Regions from separate parts of the Homo sapiens genome. Here region 2 is linked to region 1. A link is a loop called in an ENCODE intact Hi-C map of the cell type or tissue named here. Cell type or tissue: MCF 10A. All regions are shown on one strand. Links, peaks and the distances in the headings refer to the core of each region. The heading gives the core; the rest is flanking DNA.

Region 1 (8,979 bases), core at 414-8,413:
CAGTCCATGTTTCAAATAGGCATCTGCTTCCAGGTGATGAGAAATGTGGTAAGATCACTTAATTCCATGAACATTGAGCTCATTACTGTACTTCCTTTGCTGTGAAATAAGTTCCTTGATTAGACACAATGCTATGGGGAATGCCATGACTATGGATAAGGCATTTTGTAAGCCCACAAATGGTGGTCCTGGTAAACGCATTGTGTATAAGGAAAGCAAATCCATATTCAGAATGTATCTTTTGGCAGGGCGTGGTGGTTCATGCCTGTAATCTCAGCTACTTGGGAGGCTGAGGTGGGAGGATTGCTTCAGCCCAGGAGACAGAGGTTGCAGTGAGCTGTAATTGTGTGATTGTGCCACTGCACTCCAACCTGAGTGACAGAGCAAGACCCTGCCTCAAAAACAAAACGAAACAAAAAACCCTCTGCCCCCTCCATGATGGAGGAAGGCCAGTGTAATTAACCTGCCATTAAGCATCCAGTGGGAAGGTGGTCCCCTCAGAGAATAGTGTGTATCAGGGCCTCAATGTTGGTTTCTGCTCTTGACATATTAGGCACTCAGTGGTAGCATTAATTAGATCAGCCTTGGTAAGGGAAACTCTGTGTTGTTGAGCTCATGCATAGGCTCCATGCCTGCCAAAATGGCCACTTTGTCCAAGGGCTAACTGAGCAGCACTGGGGGTGCCAGGAAAAGAGGCTTTTGGTGGACAGTCACCTGGAACATTAATTTTTTCACAGTCTGTATCCATTCTGTGTTCCATTCATGTATCTCTTCTTCATCTATAATATAACCAATATAGATATAGATATATGTTTATTATAAGAAATTAGCTCACATGATTTTGGAGGCTGGGAATTCTCAAGATCTGCAGAGAAGTTCCAAAACCTGCAGTCTGCAGGCCTGACTACCAGCAAGTTAATGGCATAAGTTCCAATTCAAGTCCAAAGGCAGGAGAATACCAATGTCTCAGTTTGAATACCATCAGGCAGAGAGAATGAATTTTCTCTCATTCAGCCTTTTGTTCTATTTACACCTTCAATAGATTGGATGAGGCTCACCTATAATGGGGAGGATAATCTGCTTCAGACTACTGATTCTAATGTTAGTCTCATCCAGAAACACCCTCACAGACACACCCAGAATAATGTTGAACCAAGTATCTGGGCACCTTGTGGCCCAGTCAAGTTGACACTTAAAATTAACCATCACATATAACCATTTCCATTTAATGATAAATTGCTGCTTTGTGGCTGGGCACAGTGTCTTATGCCTGTAATCCCAGCCCTTTGGGAGGCAAAAGCATGTGGATGGCTTGAGCCCAGGAGTTTGAGACTAGCTTGGGCAACATGGCAAAACCTCATCTCTACAAAAAATTCAAAAATTAGCCAGGTGTGGTGTTGCACACCCGTAGTCCCAGCTACTCGTGAGGCTGCGGTTGGAGGATCAGTTGAGCCTGGGAGGCAGAGGTTGCAGTGAGCTGAGATCTCACCACTGCACTCTAGCCTAGGCAACAGAGTGAGACCCTGTTTCAGAAAAAAAAAAATGCTGCAGCTGGGCACGGTGGCTCACACTTGTAATCCCAGCACTTTAGGAGGCCAAGGCGGGCGGATCACCTGAGGTCAGGAGGTTGAGACCAGCCTGGCCAACATGGAGAAACCCCATCTCGGCTCACTGCAACCTCCACCTCCCAGATTCAAGAGATTCTTAGCCTTCTGAGTAGCTGGGACTACAGTTGTGCACCACCATGCCTGGCTAATTTTCTTGTATTTTTAGTGGAGACAGGGTTTCACCATATAGGTCAGACTGGTCTCCTGGCCTCAGGTGATCTGCCAGCCTTGGCCTCCCAAAGTGCTAGGATTGGACACATGAGCCACCATGCCCAGCCTAATTTCTTCCTTTTTAAAATTATTTTTTATTTTTAATTTTTTGTATAGACAGGGTCTCACTATGTTGTCCAGGCTGGTTTCAAACTCACGGCCTTGTGCAATCTTCCAGCCACGGCCTCCCAAAGTGCTGAGATTACAGGCATAAACCACCACACCCAGCTACGCAACTTATTTCTGAATGCAGGAGACCATCAGAGGAGTATTAGGGGTTTAAAATAAAATATGAGTTATGAAGTCAGAAAGGCCTAAAGTTTTAAGGAAATTATTTAGTCTCTCTCTATGAATCCTTCTTAATCTATAAAATAGGAGTAATAATATATAACTGTTAGAGAATCAAGGGAAATGTTGAATGTCAAATTATGGTGTTAAAGAAAAAAATTTATTTACCATAAATAGACCTGATTCAGAATCATCTTCAGTAATACCTTCTTTCCTTCAAAAGTGGCTTTGGAGTCATGTAGGATTTTTTTTTTTTCTTTTGGGACGGAGTCTCGCTCTGTCACCCAGGCTGGAGTGCAGTGGCGCGATCTCGGCTCACTGCAAGCTCCGCCTCCCGGGCTCACGCCATTCTCCTGCCTCAGCCTCTCCGAGTAGCTGGGACTACAGGCGCCCGCCACCATGCCCGGCTAATTTTAAGTCAGATTGATTGACTGATTGATTGATTGATTGATTGATTGATTTGAGGCATGGTTTTACTCTGTTGCCTAGGCTGGAGTGCAGTGGCACGATCTTGGCTCACTGCAACCTTGGTCTCCTGGGCTCTAGCGATCCTTCTGCCACAGCCTCACGAGTAGCTGGGACTACAGGCAAGCACCACCATGCCCGGCTAATTTTTATTAGGCGGATCACTTGAGCCCAGGAGTTCAAGACCAGCCTGGGCAATGTGGCGATACCCCCTTCTCTACAAAACATACAAAAACTAGCTGGGTGTGGTGGCACATGCCTGTAGTCCCAGCTACTTGTGAGGCTGAGGCGGGAGGATCAATTGAGCCCAGGAGATGGAGGCTGTAGTGAGCCGAGATGCTGCCACTGCACTCCAGCCTGGGAGGCAGAGCAAGACAGTCTCAAAAACAAACAAAAAAAAACTGCTGTGAATGCAACAGTAATACATGCAAACTGATAGGTAGGTATTAGAGACTCAAATACCACAGATAGCATTGTCTTATGACATGGATTCCTGAAATGGCAAACAACTCTTGGTAAAGTTCTGAACAAAAATTATGATGTCCCTTCAATCTACACATTACTTGTATTTCTTGGAAATTCAGGGTCTAAAACAATGACAAAAATACTTTGCATTTATATGTAAAATGGAGTTGTGTTCCAGGCTCCTTCTGGTTATAACAGGCTTTATTTACCTAAATTAATATCCAATGGGACTTTTTTTTTTTTAGATGGAGTCTCATTCTGTCACCCAGGCTGGAGTGCAGTGGTGCGATCCCAGCTCACTACAACCTCCGCCTCCCTGGTTCAAGCGATTCTCCTGCGTCAGCGTCCCGAGTATCTGGGACTACAGGTGCACGCAAGCATGGACAACTAATTTTTGGATTTTTATTTATTTATTTTTTTAAAGACAAAGTCTTGCTCTGTCGCCCAGGCCGGAGTGCAGTGGCACGATCTCAGCTCACTGCAGCCTCCGCCTCCCAGGTTCAAGCAATTCTCCTGCCTCAGCCTCCCGAGTAGCTGGAATTACATGCTCCCACCACCATGCCCAGCTAATTTTTGTATTTTTAGTAGAAATGGGGTTTCACTATGCTGGCCAGGCTGGTCTCGACCTCCTGACCTCAGGTGATCCGCCCGCCTCGGCCTACCAAAGTGCTGGGATTACAGGTGTGAGCCATGGCGCCTGGCCTCCAATGGGGCTTTTAAAAGTCATGTGAGATGTGGGACAATTCTTTTTTGTGCAGCACTGTCCTGGTCATTGCAGTATTGTCTAGGATCCTTGGCTCCTAAATACCAGGATCCTTCACCACCACCATCACCACCCCACCCCCCACCCCAATACACACACACACACACACACACACACACACACACACACACAATGGTCATTGCAGTATTGTCTAGCATCCTTGGCTCCTAAATACCAGGAACCTTCACCACCACCATCACCACCTCACCCCCCACCCCAACACACACACACACACACACACACACACACACACACACACACACACACAGTGACAACTAAAAAAAATCCCCCCACAGATACCCAAAACATCCCCTAGAGGGCAGTGCACCCTGTTGTTGAGAACTGATTTAGAAGAATAAATGAGGCCTAGGGCCTTCCCATGAGTTAAGAGGAGAGTTTAGCTTAGCTTCAGGATATCCACACCTACTCACTGGTTCTTCCCTGGAAGGATGAGGGACCAGAGAAGGTACAGATTTTACCTGTCTAGGTTATGAGGGACCAAGTGGATATGCCTGAGCTCAGCTAAGGGAAGCTCTGCCCTATAAGCTAGGCTGGACAACATTCTTGACAACCAATCTATTGCCCTTCACTTATCTAGCCCCTTATCAGGGTAATACAAAGGGCTCAGATTCTGGAGCCAGACTGCCTGAGTTCTGGTCCTAGCTCAAACATTTATTTGTTTTGGGCAGGTTATTTAATATTTATGTGCCTCAGTTTCTTCATTTATAAAATGGGGATAATAATAGTATCTATGTCATAAAGCAGCAAGAATTAAATGAGTTAATATATGTAAACGTGCTTAGAATGGGATCTGACACACAACTACTTACAAATCTTAGATATTACTATTATCATCACCATTCATATTCTGTAGGTAGCATAAGGCTGAGGAATCACCCCAACTTGGGGGTGAGCATCACTGAAGATCCTAAGTCTCATGTAACCTGAGCCAACAAAGAGTTATGTGCAGGTAAGGATACTCTCAAGTGATCTAGTGGGGGTGGCTCCCTTTGCTTCATGTGGATTGGTGAGTAAGGAAAGCCTATGATGATGATGACCATGATGATGATGATGATGATGATGATGATTGAAGCATGATGCTGAGAGGAAGGGTTCACCCTAACCCGATGACTGCAGGAGAGAAAGAGCCAACAAAGGAATGAGGAAGCTCTTCCTGCACCCTAGTGAACAGGCTGACTTTCTAATTATCTGTGGACTGTGAATCTCTGCCTTTGTAGATCTGGAGTCAAAGCTGCCACCTAAACAACCAGAAGGAAAGGCACCATCTTACACAAAAAGCAAACCTCAGGCCAGGCGCGGTGGCTCATGCCTGTAATCCCAGCACTTTGGAAGGCCGAGGTGGGCGGATCATGAGGTCAGGAGATTGAGACCATCCTGGCTAACACGGTGAAACCCCATCTCAACAAAAATGCAAAATATTAGCCAGGCCTGGTGGCGGGTGCCTGTAGTCCCAGCTGCTTGGGAGGCTGAGGCAGGAGAATCGCTTGAACCCGGGAGGCGGAGCTTGCAGTGAGCTGAGATCACACCACTGCACTCCAGCCTGGGCGACAGAGCCAGACTCTGTCTCAAAAAAAAAAAAAAAAGCAAACCTCCTGACCCCCACCCTCAGTTTTCAGAGGCACAGACAGCAGAGGAGCTACATTTGCAGAGAAGATGATGAAGGAAGACAGCAGCTCACTGGAGAGTGATTCCTGTGAGGGCAAGTTTTCAGGGACCGAGCACAGCAGGGACAAGGAAGCTGCCAGAAGCCACTCCCACTGCAAACAGTTCCAAAAATAAGGGAAACTCAGCAAGGGAAAGAGGGTGGAGGGAATGGCAAAGAGGTGGGCACCGAGGGCAGCTCCCAAAAAGGACATTAGGGCAGGGATTAGTTGCAAGAGGAGGAGATGGAAGAGATGAAAGTGGAAAGAGCTGACTCTAGATTGGGGCAAGATCAAGGGGACATCAAGGGTCCTACCCAGCAGCAACACTAAGTCTCTGAAATTAGAATTGCAGGATCATCCAGGGAGCAGAATCCTTCTACCTTTAGCTGCCTGAAACTTCACCAAGATGTACATATTTGGACTTCAGGAACATAATTACAACTATATCCCCTGCTTGGATTGCCAGACCTCTCCCACGTATAGATGGGACTATTATCCCAGCTCTGCCACCCCTACGCAGTTGAAAAAAATACCAAAACAGATATCAGCGATATGGATGTGATATTGTGATATAATAAGAAATATATATTTGGTTTTCCTCCTTCAGTTTTGGCACAGTGGGTTCCAGCACACAGCTCCTAAAACCCTTAGAATTTCCTAAGTGAGCCAGGTGCAGTGGTACATGCCTGTAGTCCCAGTTTCTCAGGAGGCTGAGGTGGGAGGATTGCACCTGTGAATAGCCACTGTACTGAAGACTGGGTAACATAGTGAGACCTTATCTCTAGAAACAAATTTTTTAGTTAAAAAAAATTAAAGAATATCCTGAGTGTTAGGAGGGGAGCATCTTTATTATTTGTAATAAGCCCCTTTCTTCTTCTTCTTTTTTTTTTTTTTTTGAGATGGAGTTTCACTCTTGTTGCCCAGGCTGGAGTCCAATGGCGCTATCTCAGCTCACCGCAACCTCCACCTCCCAGGTTCAAGCAATTCTCCTGCCCCAGCCTCCCGAGTAGCTGGGATTACAGGTATGCGCCACCATGCCTGGCTAATTTTGTATTTTTAGTAGAGATGGGGTTTCTCCGTGTTGGTCAGGCTGGTCTCGAACTCCCAACCTCAGGTGATCAGCCTGCCTTGGCCTCCCAAAATGCTGGGATTACAGGCGTGAGCCACCGCACCCGGCTTAATAAGCCCCTTTCAACCTTATCTGTGTTTATGTTAATGAGCCAACTCTCTGAGGATGAAAGCCTGGTTGCCAGAGAAACCAACCTTGTGATTAGAGGTTTGGAAATTTCAGCGCCCGCCCCCCACCCCCCCAACCCCCACCAGGCCTTCAGGAAAGGCAGAGGGGACTGACTCAATCAACAATGGTCAATGATTCAGTCAACCATGCCTACATAATAACGCCTCCATGAGAACCCTAAACAATGGGGCTTGAGATTCGGAGAGCTTTCAGGTTGGTGAACACATGGAGGTGCTGAGAGGTTGGCACACCAGAGAGGGCATGGACGCCCCATGCACCTCTTATCCCCATACTTTGCTTTATGCATCTCTTGCATTTGTTTGTTCCTGAGTTGTATCCTTTCTAATAAATCAGTAACAGTAAGTAAAGCAGTTTTCTGAGTTCTATGAACCATTCTAGAAAATTACTGAACCTGAGGCATGGTCATGGGAACCCCTGATGTACAACCAGTTTGCCAGAAGTATAGGTCACAATCTGAGACTTGCAACTAGTGTGAAGTCTTGGTAGTGTCATAATTGGATTGCAGGACACCCAGTTGCTGTCCACAGTTGGAGAATTGCCTAATGGGAGGAGAAAACTCAAACATTTGGTGTCGGAAGTGCTGAATATAAGAAAAATGAGTTTCTTCTTTTTAACTTTCTTCCTTGACTGTTTCTTATGCTTGTATTTTCTGCTAAGCCATTTATAAAGGCATTCACCCATTCCCCAAATACTCAGTTTTTGCTCCACAAAAGAAAGCACTCAAGAATAATTCCTCAGTGATTAGTATTTGAGGATTAGTTCTTCAGTAGTAGGTACTAGAGGGACAGGGAAGTGAAGCAAGGTTCTAGAGCCCCAAGATCCCAGCCTCAGCCCAGGGCCCCAAGGAGGAATTATAGGCATGCTAGAGAAAAGAGGCTCAGTTTGAGTGCCCATGATAGGAATAAGTAGCATGGCAGAGAGAAAACAGTGTTCAGAACCTTCATTGAGAACTACCATTTGTTCAGCAAAAGATGCCCAAGTCTCTCTTTCTGGTTAGAGCTCTTTCCCAAAGCAATGACTATGTTTTTGCTACCATGCCCTTTATTAAAAATATGAGTATGAGCATGAGAACAAGCATAACATTTTTAAAGCGAGAGATGGTAAAGGGAAAAATCATTTCAGCACTGTGCTCCAGATCAGTGTGGCAAAAAACAAATAAACAGATACCCCCAAGCAGCAGAGTCTGCAAGAGAGGAGCTGGTGGCAAAGGACTCCAGCATTGCCTTAGCACCAGCCACAAAAGTTCACTTCACCAAAAAGAGGAAGCCCCTGCCTTACCCTAGTACCCACAGGGGCAGACCAGGTACAGCACCCATCAATTCTCATCTTATGTCCATGGAACAAGGGAAGGGGGAATACTCCAGCTTTATCAGACACACTGGACACACAGCAGGTGTGGCAATGAGGTTATCCTTTTATTTGCCTATGAGGCTGGGACCAAAGTTCACCATCATTACCATACTGTACTCAGAACAGATTCCAAAAGTAACAGTAAAATTTCCTCCTTTTCCCTGGCATCAGAAGAAGGGGGGAATTCCTTTAACATAGGACCTTCCAATGAATTACTGGTCAATTCTCCTCATATCCTATGGCAACGGGCTTGCTACGCATGAGTAAACTTTGAGCTATAGGTTACCTTCTAGGGATATTGTTCCTTGTTTCCCATTCATAGCTGCCACATGGTTTACACACACATACACGTTTTTTTTTCAGAGACAGGGTCTCCCTCTGTCACCCAGGCTGGAGTGCAGTGGTGTGATCATAGCTCATGGCAGCCTTGAACTCCTGGGCTCAAACGATCCTCCTGCCTCAGCCTCCCAAGTAGCTGGCATTATAGGCATGCACCATCGTGCCCAGCTGACTTTTTTTTTTTTTGAGATGGAGTTTCACTCTGGTTGCCAAGGCTGGAGTGCAATGGCATGATCTCAGCTCCACAACCTCTGCCTCCTGGGTTCAAGTGATTCTTCTGCTCAGCCTCCCAAGTAGCTGGGATTAAAAAGATGTGCCACCACGCCAGGCTAATTTTGTATTTTTAGTAGAGATGAGGTTTCTCTATGTTGGTCAGGCTGTTCTTGAACTCCCAACCTCAGGTGATCCACCCATCTTGGCCTCCCAAAGGGCTGGGATTACAGGCATGAGCCACCGCACTTGGCCTCCAGCTGACATATACATACATATATATATACATATATATATATTTTTTGAAACAGAGTTTCACTCTTGTCACCCAGGCTGGAGTGCAGTGTAGTGGTGCCATCT
Region 2 (8,826 bases), core at 827-8,826, 110 kb after region 1:
TTTATTTTATTATTATTATACTTTAAGTTTTAGGGTACATGTGCACAATGTGCAGGTTAGTTACATATGTATACATGTGCCATGCTGGTGTGCTGCACCCATTAACTCATCATTTAGCATTAGGTATATCTCCTAATGCTATCCCTCCCCCCTCCCCCCCTGCCTTTCTTTTTCTTCTTTTTTTTCTTAAGACAGATTCTCATTCTGTCACCCAGGCTAGAGTGCAATGGCGTGATCTCGGCTCACTGCAACCTCCACCTCCCAGGTTCAAGTGATTCTCCTGCCTCAGCCTGCCAAGTAGCTGGGATTACAGGTATGCACCACCATGCCCAGCTAATTTTTTGTATTTTTAGTATAGAGACGGGGTTTTCCATGTTGCCCAGGCTGGTCTTGAACTCCCGGGCTCAAGTGATCTGCCTGCCTCGGCCTCCCAAAGTGCTGGGATTACAGGTGTGAGCCAGGGTGCCTGGCCAACACATTCTGTTGATAATATAGATGCAAATAAGTAGTAGGGAGCGGAAAATGTAAGAATTTTCACCTGAAAATGGATCTGAAGAGTAAAAGATATTAATTGACCTAATCGTGCATTGAGAATTGACTGTTTATCCCATTTATTTGTTCAATAAATAAGCCAATGGGTTGTAAACATTGTAAACATTCCACAGCATGTGGAAAGGACATGGATTTTTGGAGTCAAATTGAATCTAAGCCTTGCTACTTACTTACCTGTAATGATGCAACCTTAATTACTTGATCTCTGTAAACCTCAGTTTCCTTACCTACAAAACGTTTGTACTATTACCTGCCTTATAGAGAGGTCCAGACTTAAGAATATGATGATGTAAATGTTTGGCACTGTGTCTGGCTTTTAGTAAGTGGTCAATAAAGGCCAGTTCTCCTTTCCTTATATCTCTTCCTTTGTCTGCTCCCTGACTTCTAACCCCTGCATTCACGTGAGAAAACAGTTATATCAAGGAACTGTCTAGGTCAGATCTAAGGGCCATTTTGTAAATTTGTGCAAAAAGTTCTGGCTTACATTGAAGGGATGATAAAAGGAAAGACATGGTCCTAATCCTCAGAGTTCACAATCTGGTGGCTGAGACAGTCAAGTAGGACAAAAATTTCAGACTTCTGTGATAGGTGCCATGATCAAGGAGGGGCACCTAGCACAGAATATGAGGCCACAGAAGTGTTTCTGGAGGAGGTGCCTGTCTCTCCTTCTAGAAGTGAGCAGTAAGGCTGGGCACAGTGACCCATACCTGTAGTCCCAGCACTTTGGGAGGCCAAGGTGGGAGGATCACTTGAGGCCAGAAGTTCAAGACCAGCCTGGGGGACATGATGAAACCTGGTCTCTACAAAAAATACAAAAAAAGGCAGGGTGCAGTGGCTCATGCCTGTAATCCCAGCACTTTGGGAGGCCAAGGCAGGTGGATCATGAGGTCAGAGTTCAAGATCAGCCTGGTTTGAGAATCTGGTCTCTGGTTCGAGACCAGACCAGGAGTTCGAGACCAGCCTAGTAGATAGAAGATGAAACCCCATAGCTACTAAAAATACAAAATTTAGCCAGCACGGTGGTGGGCACCTGTAATCCCAGCTACTTGGGAGGCTGAGGCAGAAGAATTGCTTGAACCTGGGAGACAAAGGTGGCAGTGAGCCAAGATCATGCCACTGCACTCTAGCCTGGGCATCAGAGCAAGACTCCATCTCAAAAAAAAAAAAAAAAAAAAAAAAAAAAAAAAAATTAGCCAGGTGTGCTTGTGCACGCCTGTAGTCCTAGCTACTCAGGGAATGGGGTGGGGGCTGAGGTGGGAGGATCACTTAAACTCAGGAGGTGGAGGCTGCAGTGAGCTGTGATTGTGCCACTGCACTCCAGCCTGGGTGACAGAATGAGAACTTGTTTCCAAAAAAAAAAAAGAAAGCTGTAAGACTGCAGGGAACCCATGGATGGTGGGAGGGTGTCAGGGGGGCATGATTTCTGTTTGCTAGGTCAGGTTCAGGTTCTTCTATGTTATACAAAACCAAAGTGAGGTAAAGAGGTAAAGAGAACAGACCAGAAAACCAGAAACTGGAGGATAATATGGTAAGAGAAAGAGCTGAGTGGGAGAGAGATCTGGAACAACAGTGTAGGCTGAGGGGAGTTGGAAGGGATAGTTTTGGGAAGAAATAACATCCAAGTAGAAAATGTTGAATGGAAGAGGGAGAGGAATATTTTTTTTTTTTGCAACAGAGTCTCCCTCTGTTTTCCAGGCTGGAGTGCAGTGGCGCCATCTCCACCTCCCAGGTTTAAGCAATTCTCTTGTCTCAGCCTCCCGAGTAGCTGGAATTACAAGCGTGTGCTGCCACACCCGGCTAATTTTTGTATTTTTAGTAGAGACAGGGTTTCACCATGTTGGTCAGGCTGGTCTCGAACTCCTGACCTCAGGTGATCCACCTGCCTCGGCCTCCCAAAGCGCTGGGATTACAGGCATGAGTCTCTGCGCTCGGCCGAGACAGAGGATTTTAAAGACATTGGGCTGTCCATTAAAATGTGCTCCTAATCCACTGCCCCTTTCCCCTGTCTCTGATATTTCCTTGAGAAATTAAGTAGAGATTTAAATTAGTTTTTGATTACTAAACTGGGTTTCTTCTATTGTGTTATGTGCCATGACTGGGCCAGTGTGGGCCCCAGGATTTATTCAGAATATTGAAAGACAGGATGTTGTGGTGGAAACCAGCATGTTAAAATTTAAGTTTTCAGAAACATAACAGTTCTAGGTGATGACTAAGTCCAGGGTGTGGCCAGGGTGAGACAGAGCAGAAGGGAAGGTTCTTGAAAACAGGGAGCTTACAAATTAATGTAAAGGAATGGCCAGAAGATAGTAGATAGGCCTTTGTGGTGGCTCACAGGAGGCTCACTTGAGGCCAGGAATTCAAGACCAGCCTGGGCAACAGAGTGAGACTCCGTCTCCACAAAAAACTAAATTAGCTAGGTACACACCTGTAGTCCTAGCTACTTGAGAGGTTGAGGCAGGAGGATCACCTTAACCCAGGAGTTCAAGGCTGCAGTGGGCTATAATCATGCCATTGCACTCCAGCCTGGGTGACAGAGTGAGTCTCTGACTCTAAAAAAGAAGATGGTTAGATACAGAAGGAGACAGAAAGTGAAGGCTGGGCGCGGTGGCTCAAGCCTGTAATCCCACCACTTTGGGAGGCCGAGGTGGGCAGATCACCTGAGGTTAGCAGTTTGAGACCACCCTGACCAACATGGAGAAACCCCGTCTCTACTAAAAATACAAAATTAGCCGGGCGTGGTAGCACATGCCTGTAATCCCAGCTACTTGGGAGGCTGAGGCAGGAGAGTTACTTGAACCCAGGAGGCGGAGGTTGCGGTGAGCTGCAGATCATGCTGTTGCACTCCAGCCTGGGCAACAAGAGAGAAACTCCATCCCAAAAAAAAAAAAGAAAGTGAGGGTCAGTCCTGTAAGACAGAACGCGATGGAGGAACAGAGGCTCAAAGGAAGGGTCCTCTGGGAGAACCACATTTTCTCTCTTTCTCTCTTTCTTTCTTCTTTGAGACAGAATCTGGCTCTATCACTCAGGCTGGAGTAGTGCAGTGGTGCAATCAGCTCACTGCAGCCTTGAACTCCTGGGTTCAAGTGATCCTCCCACCTCAGCCCTGTGAGTAGCTGGAACTACAGCTGTGAGCCACCATGCCCAGCTAATTTTTGTATTTTTCTTGGAAGGGAATTTTGCCATATTGCCCAGGCTGATCTTAAACTCCTGAACTCAACTGATCCACCTAACTGGGCCTCCCAAAGTGTTGGGATTACAGGCGTGAGCCATGATGCCAGGCCAAGAACCACATTTCAATGATCTGTTTAAGTCTGTCTTTTCCACTACACAGTGATATTCTTAAAAAATCAAGGCTTTTTGAGTTATACTATATCAGAAGCTAAAAATAATAATAAAAAATAATAAAAGTAAAACAAACAAAAAATCAAGTTTGGGAGGCCATAGCGGGAGGATCACTTCAACCCAGGAGTTTGAGACCAGCCTGGGCAACATAGTGAGACTGTCTCTTCAAAAAAAAAAAATTATAATAAAAAAAATCAAGGCTTTGTCTTGGCTTCTATTTGTGCTCAAAAGTTTTCCATAGTTCTAATGATCACAAAACCCCTTAAGGCTAGAGTTCATTTTACAGATGAAATCCAGAGTGTATTGCTCAGTACACAGCCAATGGGTTTCAAAGTTGGTATTGTATTTAAACCCAGCATTATCTCATTTTGAGCCTTCACAGGCACCTCAAACTCATTATGTCTAAAGTTTGTCATCTCTACCCCTTCCCCAAAATGTGCTTCTTCCTAAGTTTTGTTTCTCATTAAATGGCACCACCCAGTGGTCCAAATTAGAAATCTGGGTGTCCTCTTGGAGTCCAATTCCCTAACTTGGCACATCCAGTCAATCTTCAAGTCCTGTTTGCCTCCTGAAAGTTCCCAAAGTTACTTTCTTCCCTCCAGTCCCACGGGTATTACCTATTCTGCATGAGCTTCATCTTATTCCTGGATTTCTGCAGTAACTTTCTAAATAGTCTCCCTGCCTCTGGTCTTGACTACTTCAATTAGTGCTCCACATTTCCTAAAGTTCTGATCATAGCACTCTCTATTTACAGCACTTTAATGCCTTCTTCTTGCCCTCTGGATAAGACCCAAACTCTTTTAGCATGGTTTGTGGAGTCCTTCATTATTTGGCATTTGCTTACCTCTCCAGTCTCATATCTCAACATTCCCTTCACTCTACTGTCCAGCCTTGCGGGCCCAGTTTTAATTTCCCAAACTCCCTAATTTCTTCCTCATTTCCAGAATTTTGCACTTATGGTTTCCTCTGCTTGGAACACTATTCATCTGTTAAAAGTTAATTTTCTAGCTGGGTGTGGTGGCGCATGCCTGTAATCCCAGCTACTCGGGAGGCTGAGGCAGGAGAATTGGCTGAACCCAGGAGGCGGAGGTTGCGGTGAGCCAAGATGGTGCCATTGCACTCCAGCCTGGGCAACAAGAGCAAAACTCTGTCTCAAAAAAAAAAAAAAAAGGTAATTTTCAGAAGAAGGTAAAATTATGACCCTTAAACTGTTGAAGAAAAAATTATTCTGACACTTGTTAAAACAGTAAGGAAGACTATTGCAATAGTCAATGAGCAGAATCAGAGTCAGTGGATGGAAGGAAAATTACATTAAGGCTAGGAGGATTCTTGCTAAACTGACCTAACAGGATCTTTCCTGAAGGCAGGTGAGGGTGATCAGATAGATCAGCTATCAAGGGTGGAGAAGCGGGCAGGGAATTATCCCTAAACTGACTTGGCAGGATTCTTGCTATAACTGGCTAGGCAGGCCCAAGACAGCGCATAAGGACAAGACCTAGCCAAAAAGAGGCCTTAGAGGAGCCTGTTGAAAGTCTGGTTAAGGAGATGGTCTTTGTCAATACCAACATAAAAATGAACACATAGGCCGGGTGCAGTGGCTCATGCCTATAATCCCAGCACTTTGGGAGGCTAAGGTAGGTGGATCATGAGGTCAGGAGTTCAAGACCAGCCTGGCCAAGATGGTGAAATCCCGTCTCCACTAAAATACAAAAATTAGCCGGGTTTGGTGGCGGGAGCCTGTAATCCCAACTACTCGGTAGGCTGAGGCAGGAGAATCGCTTGAATCCGGGAGGCGGAGGTTGCAGTGAGCTCAGATCGCACCACTGCACTCTAGCTTGGGTGACAAAGCAAGACTCCGACTCAAAAAAAAAAAAATTCTCCTTGAAGACTGGGTATTTGGGAAAAAAAAAAAGGAAAGGAAAGGAAAAAAAAGAAGGAAGGGAAGGGAAGGGACGAAGGGAGGGAGGGAGGAAGAAGGGAAGGAAGGAAGGAAGGAAGGAAGGAAGGAAGGAAGGAAGGAAGGAAGGAAGGAAAAAGAGAAATAAAATTAAGAGGCCTGATGCTGTGGCTGACGCCTGTAATCCCAGCGCTTTGGGAAGCCAAGGTGGGCAGATAGTTTGAGCCCAGGAGTTGGAGACCAACCTGGACAACATGGTAAAACTCTGTGTCTTCAAAAAATACAATTAGCTGGATGTGCTGTTGTCCCAGCTACTCAGCTACTCACGGGTCTGAGGTGGGAGGATCCCTTGAGCCTAGGAGGTTGAGGCTGCAGTGAGCTGTGATCTTGCCACTGCACTCCAGCCTGGGTGACAGAGTGAGACCCTGTCACAAATTTTTAAATTAAAAAAAAAAAAGTAAACAAAAAGGCCGGGCGTGGTGGCTCACACCTGTAATCCCAGCACTTTGGGAGGCCGAGGCGGGTGGATCACCTGAGGTCGGGAGTTCCAGACCAGCCTGACCAACACAGAGAAACCCTGTCTCTACTAAACATACAAAATTAGCCGGGTGTGGTGGCGCATGCCTGTAATCCCAGCTACTGAGGAAGGCTGAGGCAGAGGTCGCGGTGAGCCGAGATAGCGCCATTGCACTCCAGCCTGGGCAACAGGAGGGAGACTCCCTCTCAAAAAAAAAAAAAAAAAGTAAAGAAAAAAGAAATTAAGAAAAGAATGAACACGTGTTTATTTTACCTAACTCATGAAGAAACTAGCAGATGTTATAATTAATACAAGAGAAAATCTAGAGAACGGACATATTTATGGATCAGGAAAACAGAAATGAATATGAAAATGGACGCCAAAACTGCTTTTTTTCCCCACAGTGTGGGGAACAGCAGGTTAATTGAACCTCTACCAGACAGGATAGAATTTGCATACAGATCAGTTACCTACATGAATTGTAAAATAACTCCCATGAAAACAGAATCTTTAAAGCAGAAGGATATGCTATAGACAAGTCCTTCAGGTTTCCCATTAGCCATCACTTCTGGGAAGCCTTTCTAGAATCTCCACGTATGAATGAGTTGCCACTTCTAGGCCAGCATATTTATCACGTTATATTGTTTACATCCCTCCCTCCATACAAGATACACAAGACCATGGGCTTTTTGGGGCAGATTCTGTGAGTTATTCAAGTCTCTGATTGCTTCTTCAGCGTGAATATCTGCTTCTAAGGAACACAATATGCTAGGCGGTAGTGTTTGTCGTAAGGTAAACATATTGCATGTTAACGGAGCATCCATTTTACTCTAATATCTGGGGAAACATCATTTGACTTTAAAGAAGACGCTGTCTTTCCCTCCACCTTCAATGTTTCATTGTTTTATTAACTAATCGCTTTTTATTTCCAGGCCTGCGGGATACAACGGGAATACAAAAATGCGCTAGAGCGGTCCGCAACGCTGTAGCCTGCGTAAGGAACAATTGATACTAAGTGGCACTAGGCTGCAGGGGGTGCCACTGACACACTGGGAGAGGGCTCAGCCAACCACAAGGTGATAACGAGGTCAGCGGAGCACCAGAAACCGGCTCACTAGCCTCCTGATCAGTCTCGGCCCAGAGGAAAATGAAGGGCTTGAGCTTCTGCTTTTACAAATCTGAGGGGCAGGAAATGAAATCCCACTAGCAGTCTGCGTAGTGGAGTTGAACCCTAGCACCCGCTCCCCAGGGGGTCGCCTACAACGCGTTCCAGGTGGGCAGGCTCAGGCGCTGCTCCCTCACAAGCCCCCGGCCACGCGGTGTCTGGGACCGGGTGCCTAGTCAGCCCGGGTGGCTCCGCCCCGAGGCCCCGCCCCATGACGCGAGACCCCGCCCCCGCAGCGCCCGCTTCCAAGATGGCGGCAGCGATGCCTGCCCGGCTGTTGGGGTGGCGGTGACGACAGGCAGCAAAAGACCAGGTATGTGCGCTGGGAATGCGTCGACACGGAGGCCTGGGATAAAGGTTTGGGCATTCGAGAGAGTGAGAAGTTTTGGGTAACGCCTGGAGACGAGCCTGAGCAGGGACGGGGTCCTAGGTGGAAGTATGGACGGGGGCCGGGCGGGCTCACGTTGCTAGTAGGTAGGGCAAAAGCAAGAGACTGGGATAGGATGGGCGTGCTCCGAAAGAGCTGGGTTTTAACCCCCTCCACAGCGCGGACCACGCCCCTCTAGGTGAGCCCTTCCAGCCACCCCTGACTGTCTCTGCCCCTGCTCTCCCTCTCCCTTTCTCTTCAGCAGTAACCCTCCTCCCCACCCCCGCTAGAAGAGGGGAAAGGTAGAAAAGGTAGAGGACGCCACCCCCACCCTACTCTCCGCCGAGCTCCGGGGCTGTTCGCTTACAGCCCCCAGGTGGTCACGGTCCCTGCACCTGAGGAGTTGGCACCCAGGCACATGAAGAATAGAAGGAGCCTGTTTCCTACTTCGCCCTGGGTACTCCTTAGGCCACTCCACGGTCCTGTCATGACTCTGTCGCCACTTCAACTGGTTCTTGGTCTGGGGGAAAACAATGTTTCCATTAGCTGTCCTGTCCCCACTCCCCAATCTGTCCTGTTGGGGTGGGGGTACGGGGGTGGTTAAGTATGAACCTGACACTTATCATTCCAGGGTAGCACGGGAGATAGGCGAGGGACCTACCATCTCCTGCTCCTCCTCTTCCTTTCCAACCACTTTCCTTCACTTCGCCTGCTGGGAAACCAGCTTCACCCTGATCCTGATCTCTGGCGGTGCAGGTAGCTAGTTATCCTTTACCACTTCTGTTCCAGCTGGTCCCAGATTCGCTGCTGGAGTGCTGGATGGAGCCTTTCTCTGCCCTCTGTGACATTTCCAATTTTAGATAATGCCTCACATCTCTGTCCCCCCGGGACCCCCTGGAGCCCCCATGATCCCTAAGAAGACAGCTTGAACCTAGGTGAGTCTATCTCTTCCCTTCTAAAATTGGAAGAGGGGGTTCTCTAGAGAC

Evidence for each region. Peaks named below come from ENCODE experiments on the same cell type or tissue, not always from the same donor. Only the 100,000 strongest peaks of a DNase experiment are listed, where the experiment ranks them.
Region 2: it touches region 1 in a loop (22-fold over the local background); 14 of 110 quality-filtered maps call a loop at or near these places.

The regions. Positions count from the first base shown.
Region 1 is chr1:161,286,866-161,295,844 of GRCh38, reverse strand. LOC107985221 (a long non-coding RNA gene) reads left to right here and starts at 4,513. Exons shown (of 2, transcript XR_001738270.2): 1 at 4,513-5,157; 2 at 5,429-7,067. LOC124904442 (a long non-coding RNA gene) reads right to left here and starts at 1,516. Exons shown (of 2, transcript XR_007066692.1): 1 at 1-1,516. In MCF 10A, for the core only: a CTCF peak has its summit at 4,131 (motif pointing right); a DNase peak (open chromatin) is centred at 4,134.
Region 2 is chr1:161,176,383-161,185,208 of GRCh38, reverse strand. B4GALT3 (beta-1,4-galactosyltransferase 3) reads left to right here and starts at 7,702. Exons shown (of 8, transcript NM_003779.4): 1 at 7,702-7,786; 2 at 8,630-8,775. ADAMTS4 (ADAM metallopeptidase with thrombospondin type 1 motif 4) reads left to right here. Exons shown (of 9, transcript NM_005099.6): 9 at 1-907. It also overlaps a transcript of PPOX not described here. RefSeq lists enhancers at 261-460, 2,785-2,844, 5,875-6,376, 7,515-8,014 and silencers at 7,613-7,782, 7,993-8,042. In MCF 10A, for the core only: CTCF peaks have their summits at 4,183 and 4,385 (motif pointing left); DNase peaks (open chromatin) are centred at 2,758, 4,378 and 7,678.